Linked DNA regions of Homo sapiens: all the other regions are linked to region 3. A link is a loop called in an ENCODE intact Hi-C map of the cell type or tissue named here. Cell type or tissue: mammary epithelial cell. All regions are shown on one strand.

The links. Peaks named below come from ENCODE experiments on the same cell type or tissue, not always from the same donor. Only the 100,000 strongest peaks of a DNase experiment are listed, where the experiment ranks them.
Region 1: a loop joins it to region 3, with 15 times the contacts of the local background. A loop is called at or near these places in 47 of 110 quality-filtered maps.
Region 2: a loop joins it to region 3, with 12 times the contacts of the local background. A loop is called at or near these places in 2 of 110 quality-filtered maps.

The regions. Positions count from the first base shown.
Region 1 is chr3:111,988,214-111,990,713 of GRCh38, reverse strand. The region is part of intron 4 of ABHD10 (abhydrolase domain containing 10, depalmitoylase); the gene reads right to left. Among named protein-coding and RNA genes, the nearest start is that of TAGLN3, 9.5 kb to the left of the region's middle. In mammary epithelial cell, a CTCF peak has its summit at 1,431 (motif pointing left); a DNase peak (open chromatin) is centred at 1,443.
Region 2 is chr3:111,893,742-111,896,241 of GRCh38, reverse strand. All of the region lies in intron 2 of PHLDB2 (pleckstrin homology like domain family B member 2), which reads right to left. Among named protein-coding and RNA genes, the nearest start is that of PHLDB2, 36 kb to the right of the region's middle. In mammary epithelial cell, a CTCF peak has its summit at 974; no DNase peak of the experiment used is centred here.
Region 3 is chr3:112,042,698-112,045,197 of GRCh38, reverse strand. TMPRSS7 (transmembrane serine protease 7) reads right to left here. Exons shown (of 18, transcript NM_001395507.1): 4 at 876-943. Among named protein-coding and RNA genes, the nearest start is that of TMPRSS7, 9.2 kb to the right of the region's middle. In mammary epithelial cell, a CTCF peak has its summit at 1,366 (motif pointing right); a DNase peak (open chromatin) is centred at 1,377; H3K27ac peaks cover 250 bases.

The DNA.
Region 1 (2,500 bases), 54 kb after region 3:
TTCCTTCCAGAGTCCTATAAAAGAGAAAAAATTTGATTTTTGTTCTGGATGACAAAGAAGTCTTCCACATACTTCCTGAAAGCCAAACAATAATATCTGTATATTTATTCCCTTAAAATGAAATATACATGTCCTTTGACTTTTTGAGAACTCTTATTTTTTATATAATTTATCTTAATTTTTCTAAAAAAATTAGAATTTTGTATAATGAGTAACATGCAGTCATTATAGAAAACATAAAAATAATTAAAGAAATAAATCACCCATAATCCTATCTTATGGAGAGAAAAACCATTAATATATGGCTTATTTCCTTCCAATATTTGTCTATATGTGTTTTGGTTTTTGTGTAATATGTAAAATACATACATATTACACATTCATATACAGTTTTCTATGCTGTTTATTTAGTACATATATTTCTGGGTTTAAAAAATTCTATGAAAAGGTTTTAAATGCTGCACAGCAGTCCACCATAATTGACTTAATTAGTTTGACCATCTCATACTGTGGTATTGTCATGAACACTTTTGAGCATAAAAGTTTATTTATATATAATAGATTATTGGAAAGATGATCACAGCTTAAAACTAAAACAAAAATCAAGCTATGAATAGTTTCAAGACTGTTACAATCATATAATATTAAGGGCATTTCTAGAAAAATGGAATGGACATCTTATCAAAAATTTTAAAAAATAAGGAAAGAAAAGCTACACATATTTGAAAAATTTAAAGTTTCAACAAATATACTATGATTTTCCCATGTTTAAAATTGTTAATTTATTGCAAATGTAAAAAGGAAAACAAGAACTTAAAAAATATGTATGACATAATATAATCTATATGTACTTAGGCTTTAATGTATTTTTAATTCCAAAAAGACTTAATAATTCAGTAAAAAAAAAACTGTACTTCTAAATATGTCTCCAAATGATTTAAAATTAATGAAATTCTACAAAACTATAAAATGTATATAAATCTATATCAATATCATGGCATTCTCTGTATTAAAACAACATATGAACCAAATATTTAAAGTAAAGATGACATTTAGCTATCCTCAAGCTACTCAGGATTGTTTCTGAATTTGTAAATACTTCAGCAGATAGAACTTAGTCCCACTGGTTATTAGCTGAAGTGGAGGCTTTGCTAATTAAGGCGACACTGAATTAATAATAGTTTCATTTTAAGCATCCCTGGCCCCCAACTAGCTCTGCTACCTGCCACTGAATTGAATGAAAATGGTCCATCTGAAGAACAAAGTTAACTTTATAAAATGTTGTATGTCTCAAGTCCTCAAGAACAAAAAGTTCAGAAACAGCAAAGACATTACCCAAAGAAAATGTACAATATATTAAGTTCTACATCAACAAAACTTATCAAGGCAATGTGGTTCAGAAGCTTACATTCCCAACAGCTGTGCATCATGTCTGAGGCCCTCTAGTGTCCAAAGAAGGTGATAATGATTAGAGTCAGTTAAAGAGGATGGTCAAGTTCTTAGAGAAGAAATGAGAAATGCTGGGCTTACTATTCCCAGGGTTATAAAAGATAGTAAAAATCTCCACATCTGCTCCGTTGACATTGTTAGGGCTAGCTGTTTATGTGGAGAAGAGATAGCGGTCTTAGTGTTGGTGCTCTTTCCTTATACATGCTTTTAAGTTAACCAAGGGCTCAACATGCTTCTGTTAACAACTGCTTATCTGAGTAAGTATTAGCAAAAAATGCCTTGATTTGCAGATTATAAATCTTCTCAATTAGAAAGTATCTACCCTATGCTCACTCTGACTGATGTGAACACACACACACGCAGAGAAATGTACATGGCCAGGCACAGTGGCTTGTGTCTCTAATCTCAGCACTTTGGGGGTCCAAGGCAGGAGAATCTCTTGAGCCTAGGAGTTCAAGACCGGCCTGGGCAACATGGCGAGACCCCATCGCTACAAAAAATACAAAAATCAGCCAGGCATAGTGGTGTGCACTTGTGGTCCCAGCTACTCAGGAGGCTGAGGTGGGAGGATCTCTTGAGTCTGAGGGGTCAAGGCTGCAGTAAGCAATGACTGCACCACTGCACTCCAGCCTGGGCAACAGAGATACCCTAAAAACCCCCCCAAATAAAAACAAAACCAAAACAAATGTACACAGGTTTTGTCATTTACCAATAATTACAAAATACAATAAACCCCCAACCCCCAAAAATCAACTCCTTTTCAATCTGCTATGTCTTTGAGATAATTTCCTACCCAAGAAGCGCTGTATTATTGAGTTAAGAGGATGGAGCAAGGAGTCCACATTTAGATCCACAAAATGTCAAAGGTGGGAAAAACATGAAGACATTGAGCAACTATGTATGAGAAACCACCAAGAAAGTGAACAAAATTCAGAAACAGGAGATAAGTTCAAGGAAGACCAGCTTTGTAATTTCAGCTCTGATAGGAAATAATATGAGAAACCTGAATACACACACAATGCTATTTCTTAAGGAGCTTAAAACAACGTGA
Region 2 (2,500 bases), 150 kb after region 3:
GTGGCTCACGCCTGTAATCCCAATAGTTTCAGAGGCTAAGGGGAGCAAATCACTTGAGGCCAGGAGTTCGAGAACAACCTGGCCAACATGGCAAAACCCTGTGTCTACTAAAAATACAAAAATTAGTTGGGCATTGTGGCATGCACCTGTAATCCCAGCTACTCAGCAGGCTGAGCCGAGATCATGCCACTGTACTCCAGCCTGGACAACATAGCAAGACTCTCCTCAAAAAAAGAATAATAAATAAATATAGATATACTAAGTAATTTGACAACAAATATGGGGACCACTTTTACCAGAAACAATCAATAGTCCTCCTTCACTTAATGTATCTCCATATAAATAGATAGATAGATAGATAGATAGATGGATAGATAGATAGATTTTTTTTTTTTGACTGAGTTTCACTCTTTTGCCCACGCCAGACTGCAATGGCTCGATCTCGGCTCACTGCAACCTTCACCTCATGGGTTCAAGTGATTTTCCTGCTTCAGCCTCCGAAGTAGCTGGGATTACAGGCATGTGCCACCACGCCTGGCTAATTTTGTATTTTTTTAGTAGAGACGAGGTTTCACCATGTTGGTCAGGGTGGTCTCGAACTCCTGACCGCAGGTGATCTACCTGCCTTGGCCTCCCAGAGTGCTGGGATTACAGGCGTGAGCCAACACGCCTGGCCTCCACTCCTATATATTTGTTGGTCTTGATATATTTTCAGTTTTTATTTAGTTTATATTTCTTTCTACAAATTTTATTTATGATCTTTATTTCTTATTTAAGAAACAAGTGTTCATATATTTATTTATGATTTTAAAAAAGAATGAGACTTCTTCTATAACTGACACAGGGGCATACAGGGCCTCTTTTTAGTCCAAGTTGCTTTCTATATTTCAGCGTTTAGCCTGAGAAAGCTGAACCATGTGAAGAGTCAGAACATACATCTCTCAAATTCTTTAATGCATGGCACCATCAAGAGGCAATAGCTTGTACTGCTACTATAAGAACAGAGGGTTTGCTCTCAAGAATGGACTACTGCAATATAGAATTTCATGAAGACTTTAGCTCTGTTTCCCCAATGTGAAGTCATTAGATTATTGCCAAATGCTAATTTTTCCTTCTCACTGCTTTTCTGCCCATCTCTCCAAGTGAAGAAGAAAGAAAAAAGGTATGACAACCGTTTTTTTTTTTTCACTCTCAGTTAATGGAGGACAATTGGCAGCCCAACTTTGCTAATGATTAATTCCTTTAATATTTAATCAACATATACACACATACAGACCCACACATACATACATACACACACACACACACACGCAAACCAGCAATTTGTAGAGAGAAAGTCCTTGCTTTATTCTCTAATGACCCAAGGTGATCTGATGACAGATAACATTTTTCTTTATATTACCCAGTGACAAAAAATGTACTTACTTTAAGGGCTAATATCCAGAATCTACAATGAACTCAAACAAATTTACAAGAAAAAAACAACCCTATCAAAAAGTGGGCAAAGGATATGAACAGACACTTCTCAAAAGAAGACATTCATGCAGCCAACAAACATACGAAAAAAAAGCTCATCATCACTGGTCAGTAGAGAAATGCAAATCAAAACAACAATGAGAAACCATCTCACACCAGTTAGAAAGGCAATCATTAAAAAGTCAGGAAACAACAGATGTTGGAGAGGATGTGGAGAAATAGGAACACTTTTACACTGTTGGTGGGAGTGTAAACTAGTTCAACCATTGTGGAAGTCAGTGTGGTGATTCCTCAGGGATCTAGAACTAGAAATACCATTTGACCCAGCCATCCCATTACTGGGTATATACCCAAAGGACTATAAATCATGCTGCTATAAAGACACATGCACATGTATGTTTATTGCGGCATTACTCACAATAGCAAAGACTTGGAACCAACCCAAATGTCCAACAATGATAGACTGGATTAAGAAAATGTGGCACATATACACCATGGAATACTATGCAGCCACAAAAAATGATGAATTCATGTCCTTTGTAGGGACATGGATGAAATTGGAAATCATCATTCTCAGTAAACTATCGCAAGAACAAAAAACCAAACACCGCATATTCTCACTCATAGGTGGGAATTGAACAATGAGATCACATGGACACAGGAAGGGGAATATCACACTCTGGGGACTGTTGTGGGGTGGGGGGAGGGGGGAGGGATAGCATTGGGAGATATACCTAATGCTAGATGACGAGTTAGTGGGTGCAGCACACCAGCATGGCACATGTATACGTATGTAACTAACCTGCACAATGTGCACATGTACCCTAAAACTTAAAGTATAATAAAAAATAAATAAATAAATAAAAATAAATCCAAAAAAAAAAAAAAGAAATAGTGCTGTTTACTTAGAGAATAGATTGCTAATTTAGGGAGTGGGTAGCATCGTCAATCTACTCCTGTGCTGTCAAATATATTATACCTAATTTCACCTGGATTTTTTTTTTTTTGCTTACCTTAACATAAA
Region 3 (2,500 bases):
CCAGCCTGGGCGACAGAGCGAGACTCTGTCTCAAAAAAGAAAAAAAATTAAAACCATTACAATGTTTGATACTCTGCCATGTCCGGGGACTGTGCTAAATCTGCTTTATCCCATTTAATCTTATGAGAAGGTCCCATTATTATTCCAGTTTTATAGGTGAGAAAACTGAAGCCGAATACAACTCCAAGTCACATAGCTAGTAGCAGATCCAGTAATTAAGCCCAATTTGGTTTCCAGTCGGCCCCCAGAGCCTGAGCTCCTAATGACATAAATACTGCCACGTTTTAGGAAAGGAACATAACATGGCATTCTGCAGGAAATGACTTGGGAAATGGAAGGTTAAGGAAACTAATCAAGTTGCTATACTCCAAGGCTTCTCAGTGCTTTAATATGTCAAAGTGGATTGTGGATTGTGAATCTCTGCAGATATATTGGGAGTGGGTGGGGGTGGGATATAATATATGGTGCACGATTTTTTCTAAAAATTATTTGACCATGAATCCCCTTTTTTCTCAGAAGATCTCTAGTGACCAGTTTTTCACTGAACATTAAGAAATCATGGTCTGTGCTTTATTTTTGCCTCCACCCTCCACCCAATATGATAGACAAGTTTATGGCCATTTTGCACAGCAGCACTGCTATAGGGGTTCAGGATTCTAGCTATGGGGAGAAGGTCGGGATTTGGTGGATAAAGAGCAAAAACACAGCAAGAAAGAAGGGCAGTGAGTTGAGTCGCTAGTTGTGCTAATACAGTATGAATCCCCAACCACTTCCAAGAAGTTACTTGGGAATGGTGGAATCTCAGCCTTTTCATAGCCTTGAATGGACTTTAGAACAATGAACACAGAAATCTCAAAACAAGGGACATGCATTACCTGACATCTGCAACAACAGACTGCTCATAAAATTTGGAGAAGGCAGATGTTGTATAAACCAGGTTTATCTGAAAAAGAATAGTTGAGGTATCTGAAGTATTTCATACTTGACTTCCTTTTACAGTATCTTAAATGTTGTAGGCCCAAGCTCTGACAGCCAGCAAGAAGAAATGCAAGCCTCAAAATAAAGGCTCCTAACTCCACACCCCGGCATTATTTCTTGAATTCAAATAAATTCTTCCTGCAACAATCTTGAGTGACTTACTTTCATTCTGCTATCTGTGAAAAATCAGTGAAAAGTCATTTATTGCTCTCTTTAAACTCAAACTTAACTTCTGTATTCTCCCCACTGCAAAGGTTAATTTTCCCCACAGTTAACAAATCAAACTCATTTAAGTACATTTTCATAGTACAGTAGTCTGACCCAACGTCTTTTCTATCAGTGCACCAGCGTCGACCATATTCTTAAGGACACATTCTCACATTAGCCACTAGGGGGCGAGTGGTACCCACAGCCAGGTCTACCAGCCCCCTTCATAACAAACTCTAGGGAAGCGCCCCAGCCATTTTAAAACTTCATAATTGGATCTCAAGGGAGAGCTCTGTTTCAATCGATTTACCTTCTTGGCCCTTACCTAGCATTTCTAAAAGCAAACTCACTCTCTTCTCCCCAGTCATTTTCTCTAGTATTCCCCTTCCTATGTAATTTGAAAACCACTTACATAATTGCCCAAGATTTAAAAACAAAAAAATTTAACCCTTAGAAATTATGAAGTGTAGTGGAAACAATATAAGCTGTGAAATTTAAATTCACTGTGCAACACAGAACATGTTGCCTAAACCTGTTTAGGCAGGATTTTTTTTTTCTTTTTCTTTTTCACCTATAAAGTGGTAATCAAAACACCCACCTCCTTGGGATAATTTTAGAAATAATTGGTATACAGTCATATGCCACATGACATTTTGGTCAATGACAGACCACATATATGACAGTAGTCCCATAAGATTATGATGGAGCTGAGCAACTCTTATCATCTAGTGATTTGTGTTACAATTGCCTACACTGTTCAGTACAGTAACATGCCGTCCAGGTTTGTGGCTTAGGAGCAGTAGGCTATACCATCTAGCCTGGGTGTGTAGTAGGCCATTCCAGCTACGTATGTGTACACACACTCTATGATGTTTGTACAACAGTATCTCCATTGTTAAGCGACACAGGACTGTATAAATATTAGAGGCAAAGGGTTTAGTGACGTACCCAGTATATAGCAGGCATTCAATAAGTAAAAGCTGCTCTGAGCACTATTGTCTTTGATGTGCCCTCTCTCTCACCACCTTTCCTCATTCTACACAGCCAGTCATTGTGTCAAGTTCATCACTATGACAACCCTCTCCAGTACCGTGGAAATACAAATTGACAGCAACGTTCTAGTTGGTAATATGTGCCAAGAGCCATGAATAGATACTTTTCTATTTGTCCAAGTAATTATGCTTTTAGGAAACCACCTAAGGGAGTAGTCAGAGATACTCACAAAGAATGTGGCAGTTTTGCTGTCACATTATCTATAGCAAAAGTTGGGAACAGCCTAAACATCCAATAAATAGGGATTTGCTAACTTTGAGTC